2 separate regions of the Homo sapiens genome follow, and region 1 is linked to region 2. Evidence: read pairs that join two places in POLR2A ChIA-PET (ENCODE). Cell type or tissue: OCI-LY7. All regions are shown on one strand. Links, peaks and the distances in the headings refer to the core of each region. The heading gives the core; the rest is flanking DNA.

Region 1 (16,185 bases), core at 1-8,000, 210 kb before region 2:
CCTCCTGGGTTCAAGCCGTTCTCCTGCCTCAGCCTCCAGAGTAGCTGGGATTACAAGCACCCAGCTACTCTGTGCCACCATGCCCTGCTAATTTTGTATTTTTAGTAGAGACAGGGTTTCTCCATGTTGGTCAGGCTGGTCTCGAACTCCTGACCTCAGGTGATCCACCCACCTTGGCCTCCCAAAGTGCTGGGATTACAGGTGTGAGCCACCACACCCAGCTAAAAAAAATTTTTTCATTTAAAATGAAACCGACTTTTGGTTTCTTTGATTTTCTCTATTTTTTTTTCTATTCTCTGTTTTGTTTATTTCTGCTTAAATTTTATTATTTTCTTTTTTTCTGCTTTCTTTGAGTTTAGTTTTAGCTTGATGTTCTCCTTCTGTTTAAGGTAGCAAGTTAGGATATTGATTTGAGATCTTTCTTCTTATTTAATGTAGGTTATAAATTTTCCTCTAAGCACGGCTTTAGTTGCATCCTAGAAGTTTTGGTATGTTGTGTTTTTATTTTCATTAATCTCAAAGTATTTTCCATTTTTCTATGATAGAAATCTCTTGCGATTTCTTTTTGACCCATTTTTATTTAGGTATGTGCTGTTTAATTTCCACATATGCGTACTTGAGAAGAATATATTCTACTGTGGTTAAGTGAAGTATCCTTTACATGTCAGTTAATTCTGATTGGTTTATAATACTGTTCAGTATTTTCTTATTAATCTTCTGTATAGTTTTGTCCATTTTTGAAAGTGAGATATTGAAGTCTCAAAAACTAATATTTTTGAGTTGTCTATTTCTCCTTTCAGTTCTTTCAGTTTATGTTTCATATATTTTGGCACTCCGTTGTTAGGTCCATGCATGTTTATAATTGTTATATCTTCTTGGTTGATTGATCCTTTTATCATTAGAAAATGTCTTTGTCTCTAGTAACAATATTTAACAATAGTTATCTAAAAGTCTATTTTTTCCACTAGTATAGTCACTGCAGCTCCCTTTTGATTACTATTTGAATAGTATATCTTTTTTCACCATTTTTCAACCTGTTGGTGTCTTTAAATATAAAATACCTTTGTTGTAGACAGCATATAGTTGGATCATTTTTTTAAAAATCAATTCTGCCAATCTCTTATTTAATTAGAGTGCTTAAACCTTTTACATTAATTACTAACAAGGTGAGATGTATCTATCCCATTCTATTTGTTTTCTATAAGTCATGTCTTTCATGTTCTGTTGTTGCTTTCTTTTATATCAAGTAGATATTTTCAAAGGTACCATTTAAATTCCCCATGGTTGCTTTTACTCTGTGTTTTTGAGTTATATTCTTAATGTTGCTCTAGGGATTACAATTAACTTCTTAACTTATAACAATTTAGTTCAGATTAACACTGACTTTATTTTAATAGTATACAAAAGGCCAGGCATGGTGGCTCACACCTGTAATCCCAGCACTTTGGGAGGCCGAGGTGCGCGGATCACCTGAGGTCAGGAGTTCAAGATTAGCCTGGCCGAGTTGGTGAAACCTCGTCTCTCCTAAAAAAAAATACAAAAATTAGCTGGACTCAGTGGTGCATGCCTGTAATCCCAGCTACTCGGGAGGCTGAGGCTGGAGAATAGCTTGAATCCAGGAGGCAGAGGTTGCAGTGAGCCGAGATTGTGCCACTGCACTCCAGACTGGGTGACAGAGTGAGACTCCATCTCAAAAAAAAAAAAAAATAGTATACAAAAACTTTGCTTCTGTATAGCTCAATTTCTTCTCATCTTTTTTATGCTATTATTGTCATATAAGTTACATTCCTATACATTGTGTGTCCAACACAAATTTAAAATTATGCCATTGTCTCTTAAGTCATAGAACAAAAGAGATACAAACAAAACATACATTTATCCTGTCTTTTATATTTGCCTATGCAGTTACCTTTACCAGTGTTCCTTATTTCTTCATGTGGATCTGAGTTACTGTCTTTTAACTTCAATCTAAAGTTCTTTCAGTCTGAAAGACTGTATTTTATTTCTTGTAGGGTAGGTTAACTAATGATTAATTCTCAGTATTCTGAGATAAATTTCCCAGTTTATTTGAGAGTATCTTAATTTCTCCTTCAGTTTCGTAGAATAGTTTTTGCTGGATATAGAATTTTTGGTTTATAATCTTTTTCTTTCATGTTCAAATGTCATTCCCCTGCCTCTGACCTCTGGTTTCTGATGAGTAATCAGCTCTTGTTCTTTTGAGGATTATTTGTAATTGAAATGTCACTTCTCTTGCTGCTTTCAAGATTTTCTTTTTGTCTTTGGCTATGGATAGTTTGATAATAATGTGTATAGATGTAGATCTCTTTGAGTTTATCCTATATGAAGTATACTGAACTTCTTGGATGTGTAGATTCACTTTTTAAAATCAAATTTAGGAAGTTTGGGGTCATTGTTTTCTGAAATATTCTTTCCACTCCTTACCTTTTCTCCTCTCTTTCTGATCTCCCATTAAGCATATGTCCGTATGCTGGATGGTATTTTACAGGTCTCCGAGAATGTGTTCATTTTTCTTCATTTTCTTTTCTTTTCATCATTACACTGGATAATTTCCATTGACCTATCTTTACCTCCCTTGATTCTTTCTTCTGCTGTCTCAAATATGCTGTTGATCCTCTCCAAAAATTTTCATTTCAGTTATTATACTTTTCAACTTCAGAATTTCTATTTGGTTACATATGACTTCAGGGAACAAAGAAAAGTGACAGATCACAGAGAACAAACCAGTAACTTTGGAATCACGAGCAAAAAGTTCAAACCTACCGAGCCACAGATGAATGAGTTTCTAAATGCCTTGGATACCACCATCTCAGCTAAAATTAAATTCTGTCAATTTGCATCATAGTAGTATCACATTGCATGAGACTTTTTAAACTGCAAAAAGTTCACATGTGATTCTCAAGCCATATATGTCACGTCATGGGGAAACCTTTTAATTTTTTTTTTTTTTTTGAGACAGGGTCTTACTCTGTCACCCAGGATGTAGTGCAGTGGCGCAGTCTCTGCTCACTGCAACCTTCACCTCCCGGGTTCAAGCAATTCTCCTGCCTCAGCCTCCTGAGTAGCCGGGACTACAGAGTAGTGTACACCACTTTGCCCATCTAATTTTTATATTTTTGGTAGAGATGGGGTTTTGCCGTGTCTCCTAGGCTGGTCTCAAACTCCTGACCTCAAGTGATCCTCCCTCCTTGGCCTCCCAAAGTGCTGGGATTACAGGTGTGAGCCATCGTGCCTGGCCACCTTTTAAATCTTTAACTTCTGAAACTTCAAAGGTTCAGGTCCTCTCTGAGCTCTGCCATCAGCTGACTCATGGCTTTAGCTAGAACATTCACATCACTGGGACTGTTTTTCCCACCTGTCAAGTAAAGTTGCTGGACTGATCTTTAATGTCCTTTCCTGCCCTAATGTTTGATAGGTCTAACAGTTGCCATTTTTGATAGATCTGTAGAATAGAAATGATAATAAAAGAGAAAAATTAAACCAACCCCTTCTGCCATTTTTAACCTGATAAGAATTACTGAATTGCAGAAAAAGAACTCATCAAACTTAACAGGAACTCTTAATCCTGAGTGGATCTGCTACATCATTTTTTCACCTATGACGTTTATCTCTAACGGACATGAAAAGGACAAAATGAATCAGTGATGGCACAGAGCCAGCTGTGTAAAGATTTAGCCATATGGATAGTTAAGGAAAGCGGGTCTAACTGAGGTTAAAAACCAGTGAACCACCTCAAAATTAGATTCCTTTTTGGCTTCTTCTACTGATAATGGTGGTAAGGTAATCTTTGTTTTTTAGGTTTAGCTTGTTGAAACCATTGTCCATTTAGTTAATTAGGCCCTGATTTATATCCTTGGTAAAAGTAAATCTCCTCTTAGAAGTTGTTACTGGTACATGTGGATGGGTTTTCACCTCCTAGTTTTGAGTCATTCAGGTCATTCACTTCATAAGGGATTGGTCCAGTAAGCTGCATTTGTCAGTCTTCCAAATACCAGCATGTAAAGCTTGATCTTTTTTATTCTGTTTATCCTTGGTACTGCCAATTTATCTGAAAGATCAATGAGAACATAAAACGTTTTTCTGCTGTATTCTCACTTTTATTACATCTATAATAAAAATGTAATTTTGGTAAATAAGGGTGGTTCAGTTCATATCAGAAGTGTCTTTTTTTCATTATCTTCCCAGTAGCACCGAGAGCCAAAGTGTAATGTTTAGTTACACAGTGGTTTCCCAGTTTCTTGTTCCAATCTGCAAACTACAAGCAAAGTTTAACTAAGAGTGATCATTTTTCTCTATCTGCTTTAAATGGGATAAATATAAAGCCAGTAGCCATATATATATATATATGCATGTGTCTATATGCATATATATGTATACTTGCATACATATGTTTGTATATGAATACACGATTTTTTTACAGATAAAAATATTTTCTCTGATGTTTAGCTTTATGAAAATTTGACATATGAAAATATTCACATTTGCATTTCGGAAGAATGACATACTTCATGTTTAGTACCTTATGAGGCATACTTATGAATCATCCAGTAATAAAGCATTAAATAAGAATTTTTAGCCTCTGATAGGAAAAAATATTTGTCAAATACTCTGGAATACAATTTTTTTATAGAACTGAAAGACTATATACCTCAATTTGACTCTTAAAGAAAGGTTATTACATATTGTTAAAATAGATCTCATAATCATATCATTAATGAGCAACGTAGTGGTTCTCTGCATATATTCCAGCTTTTGTTGGATTAATGTGAAAATTCTAAGATATTACCCTGGTTTACATTTGAGAAAAGCTGTTACAAAAGACAGGCAACTAAATGTTTAATAGTCATATTGATCTTTATAATTTTGTGTATGTATTTAAGTTTACATAAAGTATAGTTTCTTAGCTTGCCCTTGACTAGTTTCTTTCAGTTTTTCATGTATGTGACTATACACTTCAGAATAAAATGGAAATATCTAGTTATACTTCATCAGGAAGTATGATTATGTTTTAGATAACATTGGACTAAAAAGTTTTATACTACACATCCAATGCATGCTGTAGGAAGTGTAAAAATGTATTCTCACAGTGAACACACAGGAGAAGCCCAGTGCATTGTTCTGGTAATTTCATTTGTAGTAACATGGCATGTTTATCTCTACAGGGGGATCTTTGGATGTATATAGGAAAATGCCAGAACATGTCCTTGGAAGAATTGCAGTAGCAGTAAGTATATGGCTTCAGTGTTAGGAAATTTGAGTGATTTAATCCTTCTAATCAAGCTCATTCTTCTTATATTCTCAATGTTTTTTCTTGTTCTTCAATCCCAGTTGGCTCCTAAGACCTTCTTGATTTTCTCCTGTTTTGTTCTTCTTTTCATAGACCAGCCCACCCAACATCACAACATAGTCACACGCTTATGTGCTCCAACCTGTTCTAGTTTCATGTGTTTGCAGGGACCTTGGTATTCTTGTTGACTCGTAAAATTTCCAACTTCTTCTGAAAAAAAAATGCTGTTTTTTGTTTTGTTTTTACATTTTGTAGTTATGATTAGCATATGATTAGCAAATACTTAAAAAGTCTGAGTTGTTAAAGCAGTCTATGAGAAAATATTAATTTATTAAGAACAAAGTAGTATTAGTAAAGATTTTTTGCAGTCTTTTTATGTTCTTGGTTTTTAATTTTTTCATCAACTACATCTAGAAATTTATTCCCTTTGTGATTTAAAGCAGTTTTCCCATATTCTTGTATTTTCTATATGCACTAATATACTGATGAAATATATAAACTAAACTAACATTACTATAATGTTCTCATAAGTTCCATATTTCACATTTATAATAATGTAGGTTAAACAGTGTCTAAGAGAAGTCATGGGGTGGTGTGATAGTAAACAATTGCTAAACTAAAGGCACGATGATAACTTCAGTGGTTTAATGCAGAACAAAGTGATTGTACCATGTACCATTTAATTAAATGGCTGATTTTCACATTCATTATACATCAAACTGACAACTCAAATTCTTTAATCGAACATGGACACTTATTTAGTCTTAGTTCATTGTAATTCACAGCTTTCCTTTTTTCTTTCTAATTATTAGTGTGAAGTGCCCTGGGTGATGAGAACTTTCTTTTCTGATGCTATTGCTCCTAAGTAGCTTCTCATCTACATGTGCAGGTAGATTAGTATGAAATTTGAGTACTTAAATCACTATTTTAGATGAAAATAAAAATGTTTCATTTCCTGTTCTAATCCCAGGAGAGAATGAATGCTTTGTGGCTTTTGGCAGTTCTTGGCTGTAAAGTTTAATAACATGTATAATAAAGGGCAAAAAAAGGCAAGGATACCAATTGAAAAAGAAAAAAGTATACAACTTCTATATATTCAGTTATCTATGGAACTTGGCAAAAATAGAAATCTGCCATCTTCAGTAGAGAAGCATGTTCTTCCTGAACTTCATAAATCTTACTTCCCTCTTGTTTAGGGCATCCACACAAGGCCACCTATCTTTTCAGTTCTACTGGAGTAGGAAGACTGTTGAAGTGAATAGAGTCAGCAGAAAAAATAATTCAGCATCAAATACAGGGCTTGCCTATTAAGTGAATGAAAATGTGACACAAATTATTTTAGTGAAAGGCATTAAAGTAAGAGCTACTCTGAAGGATTGTTTATATTTGCCTTTACATTTTTTTTAATTAGGGGTTTTCCCCCCTAAATATGTGTCCAATTTTTCCAGCTTTTATGGCTCATCAGGTCATAGTAATGAAAACTACTTACAGCTGGAGTAGAAGAAATGTTTTTTAATAATTTTGCTCTTTGTCTGCCACGGAAATGATCACCTCCATGCTAAATTCTGCAGGAGCCTGGGTTTGTATAATGCCTCCAAAATGTAGTGTTTTTTTTGTATGTTTCCTGAGTAGGCTACAAATTTGGATTATCATTTGTTGCAGCTGACAAACACCAGATTGGCCCATGGCTAATACCTGGCACCAGGAGGGTTGTACTAGTCAAAATAAGACTAGCAAATTGATGGGCTGTGGGCTGTGGTGTGTAAACTAAATATTCCCATAGTCTGATTGTGATCCCAGTATCCTTGGTCATTTCTCTGAAAGTGTACTGAAGATGGCATCAACATCTTTCCCTTGAGTTCCCTCATGGAGGCCAAGAAAACACAAGGGTGCCATTGCCAAGTCAAAAGCAACAGAATCAGAAACAGAGAGTAGGGAAATAGGTGTATATTGAATACTTCCTGTGCCAATCACTGTTGCATGCTTTCTATACAAATATTATGTCATTTAGCCTTTACAGCCACCTTGTAAAGTGTGGATTATTGAACATACTCTGTGCACATGCAAGATGAGGTTTGGAAAAGTTAACCAGCTTGCCCAGAGTTATCATCTAATTAGTCAGTACAAATTTGAACACAGGGCTGTCTGACACCAGACCTCTTGCTTTCTCAGTGTGTTTTCCTAACAGAATGAGAAAAAAAAAAAATAGAGGCAGGAGTGGAAGAAAGAGCTAGGCTAAAAAATAAAAAGAGAGACTTATGAATGAGAGAATAGTGGAGCAACACAATTGCTTCAGATTCTTTTCATGTCTTTAGGTATCTCTCTTTTCCCAAATTAACTTTATTTTCCAGGGTCTAATAATCTGGCCATGCAAGGCAGGTTCATAGGTCCAAGGTTCATTACAGCATGGACCTCTGTTGACCTCTGTGATATGTTATTCAAATTTTTTCTTGTAAAATGTATGGCAAGAGAGTTTTTTTTTTCCCCCAAAGGAATTTATATATACCTGATTTCAGCCTTCCAGCTTACTCAGTGGCTCAGTGGTTTTTCTCTACTATCCATTTGAATCTGGTCTTCTATAAAGAGGAATGCCTTTCTGCCTTTCCCTGCCACCTAACACATTCTATTTTTCTTCTCATTTCTGAAGCAGTGACATTGTGTACTGTATTTTGAGTGCTAATGTTGATTGAAGTTGTCCCTGAAAGGAGGTGCACTTGACATGTCAAGGAGCGAGTGATTGACAACAGATATAAGTACTTTTAGTGTCAAGGCTTTGTCAAGTCATCGTTGTGAAACCCAGCCTACTGAATACCAATAATATCCTTTAGATTTTCAGTTCACAGATTTCTAGCTCCTTTTTCACCAGAATTTACATGTTTCTAAAGGAAAATGTAGTGTATTTTGACAAAGAATAAGAATATTTTCTTTTTAAATCTCTAACAAAATGAATAATTTTAGCAAATATTATAAAATCAGTATTTGTTTTACTTTTTTCTACCTAACTATCAGAATATATTGGATTGCCTTCCCCTACATGTTTTCTGAAAATTCATTTTGTATGGAACCAATTTTTAGTGGTGAGCTATCTTTAATGGATAGTTTTTATAACATGCAGCTAAGCTTCTAAGTTGAAAATTTTAACCCTTCTTCCTCAGAATGGAGATGATCACCTCCATGCTAAATAAGATGACCTCCTCCTATTACTCAAAGAGAAAATTGTTATCGTTATGGATGTTAATTTTTATAAACATTTAAAGAAATATTTTTGTTATATTTCCTTCTGTGATAAACTTATCATTATTAATATTTTGATATTTTCTTTCTGTATTGTCTTCCTGTCCAGAATACATGTGTTTTATTGTAATGCCAGTTATTTCCAAACTGTGGAACAAGTCATTTGCTATAAAAATGTATGCTGTTCTCTTAGAATAGACAAACATATACTAGAATTGATGAATCTATGTTAGCAAATCTTTCAGGAGCACATTGCACCCTTTGAGAACAATTAAAATATGTTAACTTCTGCTCAGTATTAATTGATATAGATTTTGTCTTCTAGATCTTTAGTATTTGGGAATTGGCTTTCTCCCATTGCATTTCTTATTTCACAGTTGCTCTTAGGCTTCCTTGATCAACTAGAATTCTTGCATATTTAGCCCCTAACCTTTTCTTACCATTTTCAAGATATGTAAACGACTCATTTACTTCTCATGGGTAATGATAGGTTTTCTTGTTCTTATAGTCCTGACTTACCCAGAATTCTCTATAGTGATGAATACTTGTAAATCTTACAGTAAATTTTGACCAATAGTGATTTGTTCAGTGTATCTGGTGTCTAATTATGAATAGTCAACCTTGAAATTGGTAAGTTCACGCTCATGTGCATATAGGATCAGTGGTTATGAATAAAACATGTACATTTCCTTTTATAGCAATTTATACATAAAGATTTTTTAAGTTTTTAATGGTGACCACTGATTAAATTTTCCACATAGAAGGTAGTACTTGTCACCCATATACTTAGGGTCATGGAAACATCTTTTTTTCAGTATCTCATTCAACTAATTACTCTTAACTCAGGCTATGAGAGTGAAAAATGCAAATCTAATTCAGATGTTTGTATTTTCTCATTTTATTTCCTTGACCTGCCCTTTTAATACCTTGCCTTGTCAACATATATGCTTTGCACCAGCCAGACTGGCTTATGAGGACCATCTTGATATACTTCATTCTTTCCTGCCCCAATATACTTTATAAATTTGGGGGGAGCTTTTTATTTTGAGATTATTTTAAACTTACAGAAAAGTTGTGAGACTAATGCAAAAAATTCCCACAGATGCTTCACCCATATTCCCCAGTTGTTAAAAGTTTACCATATTGGGTTAAAAATCTATAAACATGTTTTTTCCTGAAACATTTGAGAATAAGTTACAGATATCACAGCCTTTATCCCCAAATATGTTAGGTATCTATTTCCTAAGAACAAACACATTATCTTACATAATCACTGATTAAAATCAGGAAACTAGTATCGATACAATACTGTTATCTACTCAACAGCCCTTATTCAAATTTCACCAATTGTCCAATAATACCCTGTATAGACAAAAGAAAAAAAATTCTGGTCCTACTCCAGTCTAGGATTATTCATTGCATTTGGTTGTCATGTCTCTCTAATGCCTCAGTGTTTGTCTTTCCTTACTTTGATATTTTGGAAGAGTACATTGCCCAGTACTTTGATTATATATTTTTACCTTGACCTAAACACTTCCTTTTCTTTTTTTCATTCAAGTTAAATCCGTTACTCAAGATGTAACACCTTAGTAAGCCTTTCTGACTCCTGATGGGAAAAGCAGTTTCTATTCTACCCACTGCCTTATTTCATTAGTTAACTTTTTAAAAATGTCTCTCCAGGCCAGGCATGGTGACTCCCACCTGTAGTCCCAGGGATTTGGGAGGCCGAGGCAGGAGGATCCCTTGAGGTCAGGAGTTCAAGACCAGCCTTGACAACAAAACAAGATCACATCTCTACAAAAAATATTTTAAAATTAGCAGGGTATGGTGGTGTGCACCTGTAGTCCCACCTACTCAGGAGGCTGAGGTGGGAGGATTGTTTGATCCCAGGAATTTGAGGTTACAGTGTGCTATGATTGCACCACTGCACTCCAGCCTGGGCAACAGAGTGAGATCCTGTCTCAGAAGAAAAGTTTCTCCTTGGTCATAAGTGTCATGACTTCAAAAAAAGTTTTACACACAGAAGTATAGAAAATTAAGAAAGCCATTTTCCCTTTTTCCTGTGTCTCTCCTTCCCTGGCTTAGCATCATTATGAATTCAGCATAGGTACTTCCAGATTATTTTATATACACATGCACTTATTTCTTTCATTTGGAGTACCTTATCTTCAGAAGATTATAAGCTCATTAAAGGTAGGAACCTGTGGCTTTTGCATTTGGTTTTCCCACAAAGCCTCACACAGAAATGGGAGGTGTTCAGTAAATGCTTATTGATTGACAGAGTTTTAAGGGAAGAGTTAGGCCAGGTGTGGTGGCTTACGCCTGTAATCCTAGCACTTTGGGAGGCTGAGGCAGGAGGATCACTTAAGCCCAGGACTTCAAGACCAGCTTAGGCAACATTAGTGAGATCCCTGTTTCTACCAAAAAAAAAAAAAAAAAAAAAGCTAGGCATGATGGTGCACACCTGTGGTCCCAGCTACTCAGGCAGCTGAGGTGGAAGGATTGCTTGAGCCCAGGAGGTCAAGGCTACAGTGAGCAGTGATTGTACCCCACAGCACTTCAGCCTAGGTGACAGGGTGACACCCTGTCTCAAAAAAAAAAAAATGTTGAATGTATTTAAATATGGAAAGTTCCTTTTAAAAACCATAATTGATAATTGTACTGTTTTCTTTTTCCTAAATTTAGGTTGTTAAAGGCCTTACTTATTTGTGGAGTTTAAAGATTTTACATAGAGGTATGTGCTGGGCTTATAAGCTTGGATTTAATTTGGGGTGGGGTTGGGTCTCTCCAGATACCTTGATTTTTAAAGTAAGTGTTCTGACATTTAAGCCAGCTGATACATCTGGTACTCAAAAAGATGGCTGCTCTATAAATGTTATTTTTCTTGTTTTCTCCATCAACTTCTCTCATTTAGATTATAAACTTGGTAGTGTGTTTTTGTGAATCACCTTTGTCAAACTTGTAAAAAGATATTTCATAGTATTTGAAAATAACAGGATCTTGTTTGTCTTACTTAACTATTGTTAATGCAAAACCTTTGCTTTCTGTACAATTACATCCTTCCTTCTATTAACATTTCAGATAGCATCACACACTGTTCCTTAAGAGATTGCTTCACATACTGGAAAGAAAAACTTTATTTTTAATTTTTTTAAAGATGGGGTCTTGCTCTGTTGGCCAGGTTGTTGTTAAACCCCTAGCCTCAAGCAGTCCTCCTACCTTGGCCTCCCAGAGTGCTAGGATTCAGGCGGGAGCCACCGCGCCTGGCCAAAAGTAAAACTTTAAATAAGTTATTGGTGAAAGCATCAGGAATAGTCCCCTTGTCTAGTAACAGAACACATGAGAGAATAATCAGATGAGTGTTGAATATTGCAAAAGGAATCTCCTTTTGTTTTTTTAATGTTCCCAAAATATCTGAATTCATTTGGAGCAAATTATTAAGTGAGAAAGAGACTATAACAAAGCAACTTCAAGGCCTAGTGTTACTAACAGTGCTGTTTAATTTTACACATCTGCTCATCTTAGCTGTATGTACATTTGGGGAATGGAACAGCATACACATTAGATGTGACTAAAGGAAAGTTTTTTCTTTTAAGGATATAAACTGTGAGATGGAGAAAACAACTGATATTTTCAACTGTGATGTCATATCTGTCACTAAGGGTTGTTTTCTTTTGTGGTGGTTTTAATATCCTAGTGATTCCACATTTCTTCTGAAATCCTCCTTTTTAATGAGGGTATCTAGATTTTGACAAATCAAATAGTCAGGTTTTTGAAGGTATTTAACTGACTAAATGGAATCATAAACTAGATTTATTTTTAAAGCCAGTCCACTCCATTTCTAGAGTATAGTTGGTGCGAAAGGTAGGTGTAGGGAGAGTGAGTTTTGTTAGTGTTACTTTCTCTGAGTATAAATAAGTGTGTAAACAAATTTGGTGGATGAAAAAAAATTGAACATTTTTGACTACCAAGAGTAAGAGATAACAGTATTCAACATGATATAACTTATATTGTTTCTATTCCCTGTACTCCTACCTCCGCACACCCAGCTACCGGTAAAGTGGTGATAGCCATTTTAATAAGAATTAACCCAATGGTCAGTTCTCAAAATTTTATTGATTCTTTAAAAAATGGACATCTATCCATTTGACAAAAGAACTAAAGGAAAAACATCCATTCTTAATAGTAAAGCTTTCTTTAAAAGGGCAGTGCCATGGAAATTCGAGTGTTGTTAGAAAGTGAGTGTTAGGATCATCCTGTCTCTGGGCATACAGGTTAATTCTGGCTTGTAATGAAATCCCTCTCTAGCTATAACTTTGTGCAAGGAATCTTAGTAGCACAAAGAACTATAGTGGATAGGGAAATATGTTTTAGTTATTCTGCCATTATCTTGATTTTTCTTCTTTAAAATTAGAAATCATGCTGATAAGTTGATGTACCTTTTGTATTCCTGTATCTAAATTTTTTTATTTTAATTTTTACTCTGGGTTTGGGAGAAATAACTAAATTTTTCATTTGAAATGGGATCTTGATAGACATGTTTCAGATGGATTTGTCTGGATCTAAAAATAATGTCTAGGGTCAGATTCTCACTATAAACCACTTCATGATCACTGTGGCCAAGCTTGGTTGACCAGAGACTCTCAGAAGCCAGTAGGTCCTTCTTTTCATCCCTGGTTGCAACTTGGGCTAAGAAAGGGCTTTTTCGTTAGTGACGGACAAGGGCTGCAGTGGTTTGACTGATGGAGAGCATAGAGGTTTCAAGAGGGAATCCTGGGCCTGTACTTACTTTTTCAGTTGGTGCTGGCCAGCCCAATTCCTACAGAGAGTAGCCTGCTATAAAATGCCACCTGTTGTGAGAAGAAGATATCTGTTGGGGACACAGTAGGAACAGTGGTAGAGGGCTGACAAGTCCTTTCAAGGAATTTCAGTGAATGAGTGTGCACCTACATCTGTCTCAATGGAAAGACTAACGAATTGCAGTGCAGATGAACAGTTATGTCCCAGTAGTTATGGCCACTCAACTACAGAAATAAATATCCTGTGGTAATACACCTCATTAAATATATTCATATTTAGCTTTTGAGTTTCCCAGCTATTCATGGAAACTTTTACCTTCTGGACTTAAAAGCATGTGTTTTTACTGAAGCGTCAAAGAAGCCAGGTGTCCCTGAAGACTTTTGTAAAGCATTGTAATGAGAAATTTACCTTAGATTGAGTAGTTGTTAACTTAATATTTTAGAGGTTTTGTCCATATTTAATAACTTGGATTCCATAAAAATAAGATTAAAGATGCCTTTTTATTTACCAAAAAGCTATTTAATTTTCTTCTTGATTAAAAAATTGTAGCTTTTTAGATCAGTTCAATCAGGCAATTAAAGATCAGAGCTTTTAAGTTCAGCTAAGGCAATTAAATAGGTAATATACTTGTTTATGCACTTTTGCTATATAAGCTCATTGCTGTTCCTTCTTAAAAGCACATGTACTCATTTTTGCTTTCTCTAAATGAATGATGATGGGAATTCTAGCTGAACATGTGTCACATTGTCAAATCAAAAACAGGGGTCCTTCTGCAGGGGCTGGGGGAGCCTGGTTTAGGCATTGTGAGAGGACAGTGAAAAGAAGATGGTGAAAGAGAAATACTAATGAGTGATCTATACCTCTTCCTCCTTTGTCTTGGTCTAAGTACCTGTGTTGTCCTCTGATCATCATTTTCTAATGCCGTTCTTAAAAACCAGAGTAAAAAAAAAAAGAAATTGCTTTGTACTTATGGGCACAAATTTCAAAAGATTAAGAAATGGAGATGTGTTCAGTATCTAATGAGAAAAGAGAACAAACTATTTCTCGCATTTATATGGCTTCCTTGGAATACGGTGGTCCAGATTTTAGCTATAGAAAGTGTATAAATAAGTAGTATATTACAGAATTTATTAAACGTAGTTAATGGCTTCCAAACAAACTCTTGAAAACCTGGAGTCTCTCCCGTAGTTTATATCCAGTGAGGACTGTAGAGTAGAATGAAATCTGAGCAATAAGCAGCGGCAAACCACTCATCCCATGAGGCTTGTTAGTCTGGTAAAAGTTAGTTTATTTGATAGTATATTATGTTAACTGGAAATTGTTTTGGAAATTGAAGCACAGCAGTTGCTATTCATAATGGATCATCAAATGTTATATTCAGTCAGGTGTTACTATTGTTTATTTTGCTCTTTTTAAGATTTGGTTGAGATATATGTGCAGGGACTTTATAAACTATTGAATGCTAAGAATGTGGCATGTTTTTATTATAACCATGAATTAATCACTTTATTCAGTTAATAAGAATACACCACTCCAAAACCAAGCCAGGGAGAGAGTTTATTATACTTTATATTACTGAGTCAAAAATTATGAAAATCTTTTCTCTAAAATAAACCAAACGTGTGATAATTCCACATGAGGACATAATCATTAAAAATGTTTGAAATGCCCACCAAATTAACTACTGTGGAAAAGTTGTCTTTATTAAAAGGCATATGTGAGAGCACTATAAGCATAGCATGTGCTGACTATGGGTAAAAACAAAGAAAATGAACAGTGAGAAAATCTGTTAGGCCAGATCCGACATTACAGGAAACATCGCAGCTTCACTTCAAAACATACATCGCCACTAATGAGGTGAGAGCCCTGCATATTAATAAACCTACAGCTCCAGTCATAGCCATCATTACCCACATCAAACATAAATACAAGATTAACACCTATGCCATTTCTTGGGAAGATGTGAGAATGCCCTGGTAGTAACTGCTGTCTCTTTCCCTGAGGATAAAAAATAGAAATGCAAGGGTAATGAGAATAGAATTTAGATTAAGAAAATAAAATTGGCAATCATTCTGGGGCCATCTTACACAGATGCAGAAGTTTATAGAAGAAAAAAAAAACCTATATAGTTGGTGTGCCAGGAGTTTTTTTGTATATATGAACCTGGTTAGTTTCATTTACTTTCTCCAATAGGAGAACTTTTTAAAAATACGTTTTTGCAGAAATTCTGTAGGAAAATGCTGGCCAGATAGATTTGTGTTTAAAGAAACTAAGCCTTGTAGTTTCAGTATACATGTTACAAATTTTATTTTCTACCCTTGGCTTTTCTCTTTTATAAATCTGGCCTCACACAGACTTTCCAATTAGTGCTACCTTAGATACCAAAGCCAGTGTTAGTTTGATCATTGAGCAACTATTTATTTTATACCTACTACGTTCTAGGCGCTTTCACAGTACTTGAAACACATCAATATGTGAAACAAAAGATTTCTATGATCATAGAACTCATATTCTAGCAGTGATAGAGTGGGTTAGGAAACATTTCTTAAACAATAACATACATAATAAGTAAGTAAAATACGGAGTGTGTTAGAGGGTTGTTAATAATAGAAAAGAAAAAGTAGATTGAGGTTAGGGGAAGCAAAGGGTAGGTTGCGTATTAATCAAAGAAACCTCATAGGGAAGATGAGTTTGGGAGGAAGGCTTGAAAGGGGAGAGTTACTAGTCAAGTAGATATATGAGAAACAGTTAGAGTAGACACCACAGGATGTGCCCGGAGTGTTAGTGGAACAGCAAAGAGGCCAGTGTGTCTGTATCTGAGTGTGGGAGACAAGAGTAGAATCAGC
Region 2 (16,696 bases), core at 805-8,804:
CAGGAGAACTGCTTGAACCCAGCAGGTGGAGGTTGCAGTGAGCCGAGATCACATCACTGCACTTCAGCCTAGGCAACAGAGTGAGACTCTGTCTCAAAAAAAAAAAAAATCACAAGGCCAGCCATGGTGGTTCAAGCCTGTAATCCCAGCACTTTGGGAGGGCAAGGTGAGAGGATCCCTTGAAGCCAGTGGATGCTCAATGCACTTGCCTCCTGCACTGTGGAAGAAGCCAGTTTTGTCTCCATTTGCATATGCATTTCAATCTTCCTGATCTATATGTGTGTCTGTTCTTTGCATTCTCTTTTGAACTGGTTGTAGGCTCCTACTGGGTCCCTCATTAATAATGAGTTAAATAAAATCCAGAACACATGTATATTTTAAATCTGCATGAGAATCATAATCTTTTTTGAAATTATCCTTTAACATTCCTTTCCTGAAAAGTTGAGAAACGATGTATTCGACACTATCTATGACAATGTAACAGCCATGATTTAATGATACTGATGGACAGTAGAATGTACATATGCAGATATAGTGTAGTTAGAACTACATTTAATATTAAGAAAAAAACACTCGAAAAGATAAAATGTGTTGAATTGTTTAACATTTTTCTTTATTATATTTTCCAAAAATTTAAAAACAGGCTGATGCTACCTTGGTAGAGAAATCCAGTGAAGCTAAACTCTAAGCCTCTGTTTTATTGAGGGATTAGTAATTTTTTTTTTTTTTTTTTTGAGACAGAGTCTCACTCTGTCACCCAGGCTGGAGTGCAGTGGCGTGACCTTGGCTCACTGCAACCTCTGCCTCCTGGGTTCACACCATTCTCCTGACTCAGCCTCCCAGGTAGCTGGGACCACAGGCACCTGCCACCACGCCCGGCTAATTTTTTTTGTATTTTTAGTAGAGATGGGGAGTAATTGTTTTATGGTTCTTGAAGGGCTGGGAGGGGCTTCCTGGTCTCTGCATGTCACTGGGGTCAGTGGGAGTGCTGCTGGAAAGTGAGGGAACATATGATGATTAATAGTAATAATAATAATAAATCAGTACTTGTAATGTCCCAGGAATTGTGTCAAGCAGTATCTCATTTAACCCTTACAACAGCCCTTTGAAGTAGATACTGGTAGATGGTATTTCCATTGGCTAGGTGCGGTGGCTCACGCCTATAATCCCAGGACTTTGGGAGGCTGGGATGGGAGGATTGCTTGAGACCAGCCTGGCAACCTGGTCAGACCTTGTCTCTACAAAAAATAAAAAAAATTAACTGGGCATGGTGGCATGCACTCGTGTAATTGCAGCTGCTGGGGAGCCTGAGGCAGGAGGATCCTTTGAGCCCAGGAGGTCAAGATTGATGTGAGCTGTGATCCCACCACTGCACTCCAGCCTGGGTGACAGAGTGAGACCCTGTCTCAAAAAAAAAAAAAAAAAATGGTATGCCCATTTTACAGATGAGGAAACTAAGGTTAGGAAACTTAAGTGACTTGCCCAACTAGTATGTGGTGGAACCCAGACTGAGACATGGGCTCTTAACCCCCCTGCTACTGTGTGTCATGTGAGAAATGTTGGAGAGGAAGTCCTGGGATCTCCTCCTGAAGAAATTGTCCCCACTACTGGATCCAAGCCCTCAGAATCAATTCATCCGTGAAACATTCACTGAGCCTCCTCTGTGTTCCAGGCCCTGAGGATAAAACGTGATCTGAGTCTTCAAGTAACTCAGGAGCCAGGGTGAACAGCCAGGGACGGGAGTCGGCCAAAGGAGGGGCCTTGGCAGGGGTAGGGAGGGTGAGGAGGTGCTTCCAGGAGGTGGCGGCAACCTGCTTGAGTCTTAAAGGACAGGAAGAGCCAGGCTGGTAAAGGGGTGAGGGTTGGGAAAAGGGCATTGAGGGCAGAAGGGCTTGAGCACAGAGGGGAAAGAAACCCCTGAGAGACACCATCAGCACACTCATTTCAGCTCTGCGGCTCACCTGCCTCCACTGTCCCCGCTTCTGCCGCTGCCCTGGTTACCAGAAGTCGTTTTGTTCAGTGGGAAGGTGGGCACAGGTCACTGCTAGGGGTGGGTACCTGAACATGCCAACCAGAGCCTCCTTTTTCCAAGATGTTTGAACATGGGTCAGATGGTCTCTCTCCAGGGCCTGACGGTGAGAGGTGCAGCCTGCAGAAGGCCTTAGCAGTGGGTGTGCAGGGGGCACCGTGAGAGTGGGCAGACCAGGCTGTCTGAGCAAGGACTCAACACACCTCTGAGGTCCCGCTGCATGCTCAGCATGGGTCCCGGGACACATGCCAGGGCCTTCTTAACACATTTCTTGTTTCCTTTAGATTGTCCAAATTGGGTTTCTGTCACCTGTAACCAAAGATCCTTGCTGACACAGCCCCTGAGTTGGTCAGACTCAGGAGAGGGACATTTAAACTAAGAGAGGCTCACCTATAGATCAGGAAGCCAACTGACTCATTTCCCGTGAGAAGTGTCACGGCTCAGTGGGTCAGCCTTTCACATCATTACTGCCGGTGTCTCCTTTCCCTGGAGAAAAGCCATCTGGATTGACAACTGGCCTCTTGGAGCAGGCCCCAGGCCCAGCAAGGATCTATAGCTAGAGGCATCAAGCAAGGACTGCCCAAGGGTCCAAAAACTGTTTCTGTTAAGGTCCAGACAGTGAATATTGTAGACTTTGCAGTCTCTGTTGAAACCATTCAACTCTACCACTGCAGTGTGAAAACAGCCACAGACAGCACATAAATACATGAGCATAGCTGTGTTCCAATAAAACTTTACTTATAAACATTGAAATTTGAATTTCATACAGTTTTCATGTGTCCTGATGTATTACTCTCTCTTTTTTCTTTTTTGAGACGGAGTCTTGCTCTGTTGCCCAGGCTGGAGTGCAGTGGCGCAATCTCAGCTTACTGCAACCTCTGCCTCCTGAGTTCAAGTGATTCTCCTGCCTCAGCCTCCTGAATAGCTGGAATGACAGGCACACACCACCACACCTAGCTAATTTTTGTATTTTTAGTAGAGACAGGGTTTTGCCATGTTGGCCAGGCTGGTCTGGAACTACTGACCTCAGGTGATCCACCCGCCTCGGCCTCCCAAAGTGCTAGGATTACAGGCGTGGGCCACAATGCCTGGCCAATATATTACTCTTCTTTCAACTTTTTTAAGAACATTAAAGCCATTCTTAGCTCTCAGACCAAGCAGAAACCAGTGGTGAGGGACCAGATTTAGCTTTGCAGCCTGTAGTCTGCCTGCTGTTGGCCTAGGGCATGAACACGTATGCTGAGAAAGAAGATGGTTGACAAGGAGGCTGGACAACTGGGTCCATGGGCCAGGCCAGGGACACTTCTGGGGCTGCTATGCAGGCTTGTCACTCTAGCTGCTTCTTCTCTAGCCATTCAGATCACCCTCTTCAGTCTACACCCTCCTGAAGAAGAAGCTCAGGACCCATGAGTGGGCTTAAGTGCTTGGAAATGATGACATGTCTAGTCTTGCCTTCCAAAATTTAGCCTTGGACTGCCTTGATGCAGCCGCTCCTGACGCTTCTAGGGGCAGCTGTCCTGCCCCTATCCCCTGTGAAAAGCAGATTATGAAAGCCCACTCATCCCACCCCACACAACCCAGGACCCAGAGGCCAGGGAGAGAATAGGCTGGCTGCAGCCGCTGACTCATGCCCTGGCATGAAGGCATGAACTTGTTCGAGAGGGATCTTAAAAGATACAGTAGGAAGCTGCAGTTACAAGTGGGCTCTGTGGCTGGGTGTGGTAGCTCACACCTGTAATCTCAGCACTTTGGGAGGCCGAGGCAGGTGGATCACTTGAGGTCAGGAGTTCAAGACCAGCCTGGCCAATATGGTGAAAACCTATCTTTACTAAAAATACAAAAACCAGCAAGGTGTGGAGGCATGTGCCTGTAGTCCCAGCTACTCGGGAGACTGAGGCAGGAGAATTGCTTGAACCCGGGAGGTGGAGGTTGCAGTGAGCCGAGATTGTGCCACTGCACTCCAGCCTGGGGAACAGAGTGAGACTCTATCTCAAAAAAAAAAAAAAAAAAAAGTGAACTCTGTGACTGGAAGGTTGAGTAGATTCAGGGACCAGGGTAGTTGTAGGAGGCCAGATGTCAGTTGAAGTTGGGGGAATGGAGATTGGTGGAAGAGATAACAGTGGGTATCCTGGAGACAGAGATTGACCGACTGACTGGCTGAAAGAGAGACAGACACAGCAGGTGAATCCCAGACCTGCCTTGTTTCTGGCCCTTCCTGAGGCTTGACTAGGGGGTCTTCACTGTAACTTCATAGCCCCCTTCCCCTATACCTGGGGTAATCTGGGTAATCCCAATGCTTCTCCAATACGTTCTATCAAACCAGAAGCTGTGGAGCAGGTAATTTCTTTCTATTTATTTATTTTTGGATTGGTATAAATTTATGGGATACAAGTATAATTTTGTTACATGCACAGAATTCGTAGTGGTGATGTCAGGCTTTCAGGGTATCCATCACCCAAATAACATACATTGTACCCATTAAGTGAATTCTCATCATCCATCCCCACATCCCCTTCTCTGCGTCCACTATCATTCATACTCACACCCATATGTATACATTATTTAGTTCCCACTTATGAGTGAGAACATGAGTATTTGTCTTTCTGTGTCTGACTTTTTTCACCTAACAACCTCCAGTTCCATCCATGCTGCTGCAGAAGACACAATTTCATTCATTTTTGTGTCTGAACACGATTCCATTGGGTATACAGATCATATTTTATTTATCCAATCATCTGTTGATGGAGACGTAGGTTGATTCCATGTCTTGGAGGACGTCATTTCCGCTGTTGGCGGAACTCATCCTGAGCTTCTGATCTTACTCTCCAAGGGAACTCTGCACTTCATGTTGGGGACTTTTTGCTGTCTTGGTGTCTGCAGGTTGGAATCTTGCTTCAGCCACAAAATTTCAGTTGGGTGGTCTGGGTCTCACTTCCCTCACCTCTTAAATGGCTGTCCTGCATCATGCACCATTTACTATGACAATGTTGACCTTTATCTGAGCCCTGTGCCTCCAGAAGGCAGCGACGATAAAGTTCTCCAACCTCTTTAAGTTCCAAGGAAAGAGCTAAGCCACAAAGGACCACCTTAAGCTCGCATCCCAAGGAAATACGGATCTCCATCCTTTCTTACTATTCCCTAAGATTCGCTGATGACTCCATTGTTTACCTGCCTCTCTAAAACCCCAGTCCCCTTTGAGATGCTCCTCATTAATGAACGTTCTCCCTATTGCAATGGCCTGAATGAAATCTTAACTGTCTGGGGCTTTTGGCGTTCACAATGACCATAATTGTGCTATTGTAAGCGTCAATCGGGGGCGCAGCCGGAGTCCCAGGTCCCAGTCCTGGCTTCCCCATGTCAGGCTTCCCCTTCGGGCCGGTTTCAGGTCTCAATTGGGAGCTCCCTAAGGGCCCCTGGCTTAGAATATGTGTGAGTGGCAACCCAGTCCCTCAACCCCTGCGCGGGGAGCCGGGGCAGAGCGAACTGCTGTAACTTTCGCACGCCGCCACCAGAGGGCGGCGGCTCCGCGGAGGAGGGCCCCAGCCTCTGCGCCGGCTCGCGCCCGCAGTGCCTTTAAAACGTGCGTTGGAAGTAGACGCCACGCAGCCTGCTTTCCAGAGTCCCGGCGTTTCCCCTCTTCCACCGCTGCACTCCAGGGGCCTCCCTTACGCGTCCGCACGCGGCGAGTCCTTCCACTATGCAGGGCGCGCCGCAGGACTCTTGAGTGGGCGGGAAGGCTGGAAAGCCAGCCTGGAGCTTCTGGTCTCTAGTGCTGTGCAGGGCACAAGGTCCCTGCCCCTCCCGCGGCCGCTGGCCTCTCTTCTCCTTAAGCCAGGTCGAAGGATTCCTGAGGCAGCGGGAAATGGGGAGGAGGGACAGGAGTCCCAAGACCACTGTCTTGGGTGCGGGATTTAACCAGTCACACCCGTCAGCCCCTTGGAACGTCACAGTGTTCCCTTAAAGTGGGCAAGACAAGAACTGTTGCCCCGTCTGAAAGTGGGCAAACGGGCTCCCAAAGAAAAAAGTTGATTAGGAGAGCTAGTAAATGGCAGAATTAGGACAGGAACTCAGTTCTCCTAGGCCCAGACTTGGAGCTCTTGGGGTGGGGCAGCACAGAGATGGCTGTCTGCCTGGCGTAAGTAAACTGGTCCCTTCAGCAGAAACGGGCGCTGCACATCCTCTTCCCGCAGGACGGCGACCCCTGGACATCAAAATGCAGCCACTTTTGGACTCAAATTGTAGAGTTCTTTTTTGTTGTTGTTGTTATTTATGTATGTATTTATTTATTGACACGGAGTCTCGCTCTGTCACCCAGGCTGGAGTGCAGTGGCGCGATCTTGTGTCACTGCAACCTCCACCTCCCGGGTTCAAGCAATTCTCTTGCCTCAGCCTCCCGAGTAGCTGGGACTACAGGCGCCCGCCACCACGCCTGGCTAACTTTTGTATTTTTAGTCGAGACGGGGTTTCACCATGTTGATCAGGCTGGTCTCGGACTCCTGACCTCGTGATCCACCCGCTTCGGCCTCCCAAAGTGCTGGGATTACAGGCGTGAGCCACCGCACCCGGCCCAAATTGTAGAGTTCTATGTACAGCCACGTTTCCATGATCTTTTTTTGTTGTTTTTGTTTTGTTTTTGTTTGAGACACAGTCTCACTCTGTTGCTCAGGCTGGAGTGCAGTGATGCGATCTTGGCTCACCGCAACGTCCGCCTCCCAGGTTCAAGTGATTCTCTTGCCTCAGCCTCCTGAGTAGCTGGGATTACAGGCGCACACCACCACGCCTGGCTAATTTTTGTATTTTTAGTAGAGAGGAGGTTTCACCATGTTGGCCAGGCTGCTCTCGAACTCCCAGCCTCAAGCGATCCACCACCTCGGCCTTCCAAAGTGCTGGGATTACAGGTGTGAGCCACTGCGCCCGGCGTGTTTGCTTTTTAAAGTGCATATGTCTACATACACATTTTAGAGGCAAATAGAAATACAAAAGCCAAACTGTCCACAGTGGCTGTCTGTGGCAGTTGGAGTAGCAGTAATGGAAATTGCATTTTCTCTGTATTGTCCAAAATATTCACTACTAGCATATATAAATCAGAAAGAGGAGCAATGATTCAGGACTTCTGTTTGACAAAATGATAATAATAATAATTCCTCTTTAAATAATTGGAAAATACAGGCTGGATGCAGTGGCTCATGCCTGTAATCCTAGCACTTTCGGAGGCCGAGGTGGGAGGATCCCTTGAGCCCGGGAGTTTGAAACCAGCCTGGGCAACATGTCAAAACTCCATCTCTACAAAATAAAAAATAAAAATAAATAAAAATGGGAAAATAAAGAGAATGAAGAAAATAAAATTCATCAGTACCCCCTGCCAAATATTGGTATTTTTCTTTCTGGTTGGTTTCTTTCTCTACAAAATGTGAATAACGGTATTAACTGTACAGGAATGTTGTGAGGATTGAGTGAGAGAACGTATATAATAGTTAACATTCCAGAAGTGTTAGCTATTTTTATATGTAACAAAATCAGCACCAGACTGTATCTACTGTTTCTGTGCTGCCGTCTTCACAGCCAACATTGCTTCATGAACAGTTTCCCATTCAATTATGCTTTTTAAAATTGTATTTTTAGTGATAGTACAGTATTTTATTACATTTAAGTACAATTTATTTAAGTTATCCCCTATTGTTAAGCCTTTAGATTGTTTCCAATTTTTGCTGTTAAAATAACAGAGAGATTAACATCTTTAAACATCTACCTTTGTCAGCATTTCTGATTATTTCCTTAGATGAATTTTTTAGAGGTAGGATTACTGGGACAAAGGGTGCAAATATTTTTCAGGCTTTTGACTCAGGTTACCAAATTGCTTCCCAGAAAGATCTTGCCAATTTACATTCCCACCTGCAGTGCGTGAGAATGTCTGCCCCACAGCACACAAAGGAGGGATTTTATTTTGGGATGGGTGAGATTTGAGTCTGTTGCTGAACCGAGGAAAATGAGCCCCCCAAGCCCCATAGCGAGGTAGAGTTTAAACTTCGGGACAGAGAGGGGATGTCAAAACAGGCAAAGTCCATGGGAGAAAGGGAGGGGATTTGGAGCAGGTTTACAGAGATTGTCTTGGATTTAAGAAGGGACACCTTGTGTTTGGAGACTGATGGAAAGAGGTATGATTGGGTGTAGACAGAATCATTGTAAGGAGGTAGGTGGATTCAAGAGGCTAGTCCCTAGTGGCTACCTTTTCTCAGTCAAGTAGGAGGTTGGGTCATCTATCCAAAGGTAATAGGTGAGCCTGAGAAGGGGACTTGAGGAGAGAGGTGCGACCCTTTAACTTGAGGACAATAAAAGAGTTGACTGTCCAGTTGAGGGTGATGACTTTGAGTTTGTCATGGCACCATTCTGCAGAGCTGTGGGTACTTTCTCTACAGCACGCAGTCACCTGGGGAAAGAAAAAGTCATACATATTAATTTAAACCAAATCTTTCAAAATGTGGTCAACAGTAGAAAACTATTTTTGGGGAGCTGGAGGGATTCATGGTAATGAAAAACTTGTGGGTTTCTGGAGTTGTACCGAACTTTCAAGGATCAGTTAATTTCTATCTTATATAAGTTGTTCCAGAAAGTTAGAAAAGACCAAAGTTGCCCAGATCATTTTATGAAACCAATATAATCTTGATTCCAAAATCAGTAAGGACAAAGCAATAAATAAATGTATTAAGTTCATTTCACCTATGAATGCATGTATAAAAATCCTGGCCAGACACGGTGGCTTACACCTATAATCCCAGCACTCTGGGAGGCCAAGGCAGGCAGATCACTTGAGGTCGGGAGTTCAAGACCAGCCTGGCCAACATGGTGAAACCCCGTCTCTACTAAAAATACAAAAAATTAGCTGGGCATGGTGGCATGCACCTGTAATATTAGCTACTTAGGAGGCTGAGGCAGGAGAAACGCTTGAGCCTGGGAGGCAGAGGTTGTAGTGAGCCGAGATTGCTCCATTGCACTCCAGCCTGGGCAACAGAGCGAGACTCTGTTAAAAAAAAAAAAAGAATCTTAAATAAAATAGCAACTAATCTAGTTATATGTTTTTTGAAAGTAGGTTTATCCCAGGAATTCCAGCTCAACATTGAAAATCACCCCACTTTAATAAAGGACAAAAATCACATGAAAAAAATCACATGAGTATCTCAAATGGTGAAGAAAAAGCAGCATATTGATAAAGTTTTTCACCTATTTTTTATTTATGAATAACTCAGCATATGACTTCCTTGAACTTATGAAAATGAAAAAAAAAAAAAACTTAGCAAACTGGAAATAGGAAAGGTGTGTTTAATTTGATAAAGGTTATATAGGGCCAGGTGCAGTGGCTAACACTTGTAGTCCCAGCACTGTGGGAGGCCAAGGCAGGAGGATTGCTTGAGCCCAGGAGTTCGAGACTAGCTTGGACAACATAGTGAGACCCCATTTCTACCAAAAATACAATAATTAGCCAGGGGTGGTGGCACATGCCTATAGTCCTAACTACTTGGGAGGCTGAGGTGGGAGGATGGCTTGAGCCTCAGAGGTCGAGGCTGCAGTGAGCCATGATTACACCACTTCACTCCAGCCTGGGAGACACAGCACGACCCTGTCTCAGAAAAAACTGGTTATATAGCAAAAACTTAAAGCAAACACTACACTTAATGAAGAAACTAGGAGCATTCACTTTAACATCTGGAACAAAATAAGGCATCCAACTGTACTGCTATCATTTACTATATAATAATAGAAGTTCCAGACAAAGCTATGAATGAAGAAAAATGTAAGACATACAGGATGAGAAGAAATAAAATTGTCACTATGTGAAGATATTTTCATTTGTCTTGAAAAGCAAAGAGAATCAGCATAGACTTTTAAAATTAAGATAATTCAGTCATTTAGTAGATAGAAGATTGACCAAAAATAAATCCTTAACATTTGTCTTCACCACAAACAACATCTATTCACAACAGCAACGACAAAGTATAAAAAAATCTAGTAATGTACTTAATTAAAAATATCTATGGAGAAAACATGAAAATGCTAATTAAGGATGTAGAAAATAACCTGACTAAATGGAGAGAAATTTTATGTTCTTGGATGAAATGATTGAATATTATATAGGAATCAGATCTTTATGAGTTAATCTATAAGTTCAATGGAATCCCAATAAAAATTCTAGCTCTATTTTCCAGGAACTTGATAAACTCACTCTCAAATTTGTGTGGACAAACAGGACTAAGTCAACCTTAAAAAAATAAAGAGCTAGAATTTGTCCTACCAGATATTAAGCACACTACAAAGCTATGTCAAACCAAACCAAATCAAACAACATTGTTTTGGCACCAAAACAGACCAATAGACCATGGAATGGAATAGAAAACTGAAAGTCAGACCATTAGCATACAGGTGGGAGACATCACAAATCAATGAAGAAAGCAGATTAAACCCGTTCGCTATGTGGGGGGAAAATCTAGAATCCCTGCCTTACACCAAAGGGAAAGGTATATGCTGTGTGGTGTTCTGATATATATATTGGTTTTCGTCCATATATTGGCTCCTAACTCCCATAGCCCTTGTTACAGTCTTGTTAGAATGTTCAGTGTGTGAGGCCTCAGGAAACACAATCTCTCTTCTGCCCTCCTTTCACCTGCCCCAAGGCAGACATCTAATCTATCCCCACTTTTCTGATTGTGGGTCTTAAGACCCTCCCTGAGCGGATTCCACCTCATACCCTGAGGGGCAAGAATGTTTCCATAAAAATCCAAGAGGACTGGGTTCAGAGAGATCCAGATAGCTGAACACATGCAGGCTGACAGGAAGAACGCATTCATGGGCCTGGAGGGTGGTGTATCCCAACTCCATGGGGACAGAAGCTCCTGTGCTGGAGACCCTTCCAGAACTCGCTAGAGGTCTCTTCATCTGGCTGTTTATTTGTATCCTTTAAAATATCCTCCTTAGTAAACTGGTAAATGTGTTTCCCTGAGTTCCGTGAGCTGCTCTAGCAAATTAATCAAGCCTAAAGAGACGGGCGTGGGAACCCCAACTTGAAGTCAGTTGGTCCGAAGTTCTGAGGCCTAGAGTTGTGGCTGCGGGGAAGGAGGGAGAAGTCTTGGGAACTGAGCCCTCAACCTGTGGGATCTGACACTATCTCCAGGTAGATAGTATCAGATATGAATTGGAAGACACCAGCCAGGTGTCTGCTGCTTGGTGGTGGGGGAAACCCACACACATCTGGTCACAGGAGGTTCTGTGTTGATGATTGTTGCTGTGTGATGTAAAACACTAAGTGATGTAAAACTTTAAGGTGAGAAATAAAACCAAAGTTAATAGAAGAAAATATAAGGGACTATCTTTGAAACTTGGGCTGGGAGAGGGACTCATTAAACAGAACTTCAAAGGCACAAACCCAAAGGCAAAAAATGCATTAATTTGATGACATCCAAATTAACTATTTCCATACAAAAGAGGATACTATGGACAATAGGTGACAGAATAGGTGAAGATATCTGTAAATCTAAAAATGATAAGGGATTAATACACAGAATATGCAAGTACCATTGACACAGGCTTTTATTCTCAGTCACTTTGCAAGCCAGGAACCTCTGGCTGGCAATGCCCCACCCAGGCCTCCCTTGACCACACTACCTGTTGCAGGAGATGGCCTGCCCACTTGGCCCACCCATGCTGAGTATGGCTTGCACACCTGTTCCTGAGTTCTTGTCCTGTGCCCAAGAAGAATGAGGATGCACTGACAGTCAAAGAATGAGCAAGGCAGGGAATTTTATTGAGTGATGAAACAGCTTTCAGCAGAGAGGGGATGCAGGGGTGGTCCGCCTACCCGAAGGCTGGAAAGTCCCCATAATATGACTAAGTCCGGGGCTTTTTACAAGCTCAGAATGGGGGAGGGGCAGGCCACAGGTAGTATTGGAAAAAGCAACATTCTATTGGTTAAAAGGCATTCAGAAAGAATCAGTTGGGAAAGGGAGGCAAAAAGAACAGAAGTTCTCATTCTGGGTTGCAGTTTCATCCAGGACCAGCAGTCCAATCTTTCAGCCTTCAGGCTGTTTTTGGCTTTAGGTGGGGTTTCACCGGGGACCTGCCCCTGTCTGCCTAGGCTGCCCCCTGTTGCTGTCACTGTCATCCCTCCATATCCATTGGGGATGGGTTCTACGCTCCCCCTCAGGTACCAAAATCCAGGACTGCTCAAGTTCCTTATTAAAAATGGCGTAGTATTTGCACAAAACTTGTGCGCAACGTCCTGGATACTTTAAATCATCTCTAGATTGCTTATAGTATCTAATATAACGTAAATGCTATGTAAATAGTTGTTATACTGTGTGTTTTTTAAGTCATTGTATTGTTGTTGTTGAGACAAGGTCTCACTCTGTCCCTACAAGAAATTTAAAAATTAGCTGGGGCTGGGTGCAGTGGCTCACGCCTGTAATCCCAGCACTTTGGTAGGCTGAGGTGAGTGAATCATTTGAGATCAGGAGTTTGAGACCAGCCTGACCAACATGGTGAAACCCAAATTAGCCAGGTGTAGTGGTGGGCGCCTGTAATCCCAGGGACTCGGGAGGGTGAGGTATGAGAATTGCTTGAGCCTGGGAGGTGGAGGTTACAGTGATCTGAGATCATGCCAGTGCACTCCAGCCTGGTTGACAGAATGAGACTCCATCTCAAAGTAAATAAAAATTAGATGGGCATGGTGGTGTGTGCCTGTAGATCTAACTATTTGAGTGGCTGAGGTAGGAGGATTTCTTGAGCCCAGGAGATCAAGGCTGCAGTGAGCTGTGATTGAGCCACTGCACTCTAGCCTGGGTGACAGAGCAAGACCCTATCTCAGAAAAAAAAAAGACTCAATTATATTGTTGTGTAAAATATACCCACTTTAAATATAAAGATCCATATAGACTAAAAGTAAAGAGATGGAGAAGGATAAGAAAGATATACCATGCTAACACTAATCAAAGAAAGCTGGAGTAGGTATATTCAGACAGAGCAGACTTCAGAGCAAGCAAATTAAACAGGGATAGGAGGGGCATTACATAATGACAAAGGGGTTGATTCTCCAGGAAGACATAATCTTTAATGGGTATGCCCCTAACAACAGAGCATCAAAATACATGAGGCAAAAACTGATAGAACTGCAAGGAGAAATAGATGAATTCATTATTTTAGTTGGAGACTTCAATACCCCTTTGTTGAAAATGGACTGATCCAGCAGTCAGAAAATCAGTAAGGACATAGTTGAACTCAACAGCACCATCAATCAACAGGATATAATTGACATCTATAGACTACTTCATCCAAAACAGCATAATACACATTCCTCACATGTACCGTTCACCAAAGTAGACCACATTCTGGGCCACAACCTGCACCCTACCTAATTTAAAGGAACAGAAATATTACAATGTATGCTCTCAGACTACAATGGGATTAAACAGAAAGATAGCTGGAAAATCCCCCAAATACTTGGAGACTAAACAACATACTTCTAAATGACATATGGCTGAAAAAGAAATCTCAAGAGAAACCAAAAACTATTTGCAACTAAATGAAAATGAAAACTCAAATTATCAAAATTTGAGGGATGCAGTAAAAGTGCTTAGAGGGATATTTATGACATTGAATGCATATATTAGAAAAAAGTTCTAAAATTATAATTCAAGCTTTCATCTTAGAAAAAGAACAACAAATTAAATGCAAGGCAAGGAAAAGGTAGCAGATCCCATAGAAGAATGGACAGTTTATCAAGAGAAAACTTATAAAAGTGGTAACCCAAACAGGCAAGTTAAGGGAATTATTAAAAATTAAAATCATTAGTAATCAAAGAAATTCAATTTTAAACAACAATGAAATATCAGCCTTACACCTAGAAGACTGGCAAAAATTGGAAAGTTGGAAAATGTCAAGTGTTAGCAGGTAAGTGGAGATATAGTTTCCTTCACATGCTGCTGGTGGGAATGCAGATTGTCAACCATTCTGGAGAGCAGTCTGATACATTAGATATACTAGATAAATTAAATATATGCACAGCCTGGGACCCAGCAGATCTACTCCTGGGTGTATATACACTCAGGATAAGTAATCATACAGGTCCATCAGGGAATACAGATTAGAACATTGGCTGCTGTGTCAGTTCTGCTAGCAGGCAATTGGAGACAAGCAGTTGTCCATCTGGAGAGGAATAAATGGGTGAAATGTGAATGATGCATGTAGTAGAGTGCTTTAGTCTGTTTTATGCTGCTGTAACAGATACCACAGATTGGATGATTTGCAATGAGCCAAGATTTATTTCTTACATTTCTGGAGATGGGAAGTTCAAGATCATGGTGCCGGCATCTGGCAAGAGCCTTCTTGCTGCTGTATCATAAGATGGCAGAAAGCATCAGATGGCAGTAGAGCAAAGAGAGGGTTAGAGAGGGCCAAATTCACTCTTTATCTTTCATTTTTATTTTTTTGAGACAAGGTTTTGTTCTGTCACCCAGGCTAGAGTGCAGTGGCATGATAATAGCTGACTGCAGTCTTGAACTCCTAGGCTCAAGGGATCCTCCCACCTCAGCCTCCCGAGTAGCTGGGACCACAGGTGTACACCACCACACCCAGCTAATTTTTTTTTTTTTTTTTTTTTTTTGTAGAGATGGGGTCTCACAATGTTCCTCAGGCTGGTTTCGAACTCTTGGGCTCAAGCAATTCTCCCACCTCAGCCTCCCAGAGTGTTGAGATTATAGGCATGAGCCACTGTGCCTAGCCCCTAAACTTGAACTCTTGGGCTCAAGCAATTCTCCTGCCACAGCCTCCCAGAGTGTTGAGACTTTGGATTGTCTGTAATGCTCATGCATTACAGGCATGAGCCACTGTGCCTAGCCCCTAAACTCACTCTTTTATAATAGCACCAATCCCACTCATGAGATGGAAGCTGTCAAGTTCTTAAAAGTCCCACCTCTTAATACTGCTACAATAGCAATTAAATTTCAAAATAAGTTTTGGAGGGGACAAACTTTCAAACCATAGCAGATGTATACATAGCAACATGAATGAATCTTAAAAACAGCCCTCAGTGACAAAGGTAGGAAGCATAATGAGATAACTTGATACCATTTATAAATTAAAGTAGATGCACATATTTTTGTAATTTATTGTATATGTTACCAATTTTAAAAATGCATACACACAAAACTTGAAATGGATCATAAGCCTAAATCTGGAAGCTGAAACTGTAAAACTTCAAGGAGAAAACATGGGAAAATCTTATGATTTGAGGTTAGGCAAAGATTTTAGGATTAAAAAAGCATGAATGAAAAAAGAAAAATGAATGAATTGGCATCATCAAAATTAAAAGCATCTGCTTTTCAAAAGGCACCATCAAGAAAATGAAAAGACAAACTGTAGCTTGAGAAAAAATATTTGCAAAACACACAAATGATAAAGGGTTTTGTGACAGTCATCAACTTATTGCTTCTTGGCTCCAAATTCACCCTTCTTTACCTGCTCTGTGATAATGGAGGTGGGTTAAATAAATATTTTTCTTTGATACATGATGTTAAGCCAGTAGTAGGCATGGGAGGAGGAAGAAATTGTCTCTTACTCTTTCCCTTTTCCTGAAAAGGGCAGCTTCTCCAGCTCCCAGTTCTGGCAGTGCATGGTAACCTTCAGTGCCCAGCTGACAGAAGCTTCCCTCAGCATCTTCTCTAAGTGGTGTGCCACTGGCAAGGCACCTGACCATGAACGGCTTCCCCCAGCACCCCATCACCTGAAGAATTTGCAGCAAGTTTCAAGGTATGGCACTTCTCTGTGGACAACACCCCCTAGTACCCTAAAGGGAAGATTCCACTATTACACTGTGAGCCACTTCAGTGTCTTCTCCACCACCCAGGATGCCATGCTGTGCTCTCCCCAGCAGGGTCTGGAGTTCTTCCTTGGACACTCTATCCTGCTGGCAGCGGCTGTTCCCTGTATTTGCCATTCTTGCATTCATCAGAGTTCTCTATAACTCTTATGAGTCGATTTCCCATTACTCAAATCTCCTGTTATTTCTTTATGTTAAACTTTACCTGTTTTCCATTTCTTGATTGGACAGTGATACCAAATTCTATCCAGAATATATACAGAAACCTCCCAACTCAATAATAAATAAAAACACTGACTTAAAATTGAACAAAAGATTTAGAGCTGTTTACCAAATAAGATATAAAACAAACACTAACTTAAAAATAAGATATAAAACAAAAGATTTAAAGCTACTTCGCCAAATAAGATATAAGCACATAAAAAGATTCTCAACATAATTAGTCAATAGAGAATTGCATATTAAAACCACAATGAGATACCATTAACATCACAAAATGCTCAAATTTTAAAATCTTGACAATACAAGCTGAGGATGTAGAGCAACTGAAGCTCTTATTTCTTTTTCTTTTTACCTTTCCTTTTTTCTTCCCTGGGATGGATCCTGAGCAACTAGAACACTTATATATTGCTGATGGAAATGCAAAATGGGACATTGGTTTGGCAATTTCCGATAAAGTTAAATATATACTGATGTATATATCTCATTGTTTTAATATGCAATTCCTTAATGACAAATAATGTTGAGCATTTTGTTGTTGTTGTTGTTGTTGCTGTTTGACAGAGTCTTGCTCTGTTGCCCAGGTT

What was found. Peaks named below come from ENCODE experiments on the same cell type or tissue, not always from the same donor. Only the 100,000 strongest peaks of a DNase experiment are listed, where the experiment ranks them.
Region 1: POLR2A ChIA-PET joins it to region 2 with 13 read pairs; 2 of 35 experiments call an interaction of 5 or more read pairs at or near these places.

What each region holds. Positions count from the first base shown.
Region 1 is chr15:67,653,373-67,669,557 of GRCh38, forward strand. It overlaps MAP2K5 (mitogen-activated protein kinase kinase 5), which reads left to right. Exons shown (of 22, transcript NM_145160.3): 12 at 5,181-5,242; 13 at 11,225-11,273. Among named protein-coding and RNA genes, the nearest start is that of MAP2K5, 120 kb to the left of the region's middle. In OCI-LY7, for the core only: no CTCF peak of the experiment used is centred there; no DNase peak of the experiment used is centred there.
Region 2 is chr15:67,858,047-67,874,742 of GRCh38, forward strand. No RefSeq gene overlaps it. Among named protein-coding and RNA genes, the nearest start is that of RNU6-1, 26 kb to the left of the region's middle. RefSeq lists enhancers at 1,676-2,176, 2,232-2,321, 4,671-4,760. In OCI-LY7, for the core only: CTCF peaks have their summits at 5,535 (motif pointing right) and 5,736; DNase peaks (open chromatin) are centred at 4,945 and 5,535; H3K4me3 peaks cover 1,513 bases; H3K27ac peaks cover 2,571 bases.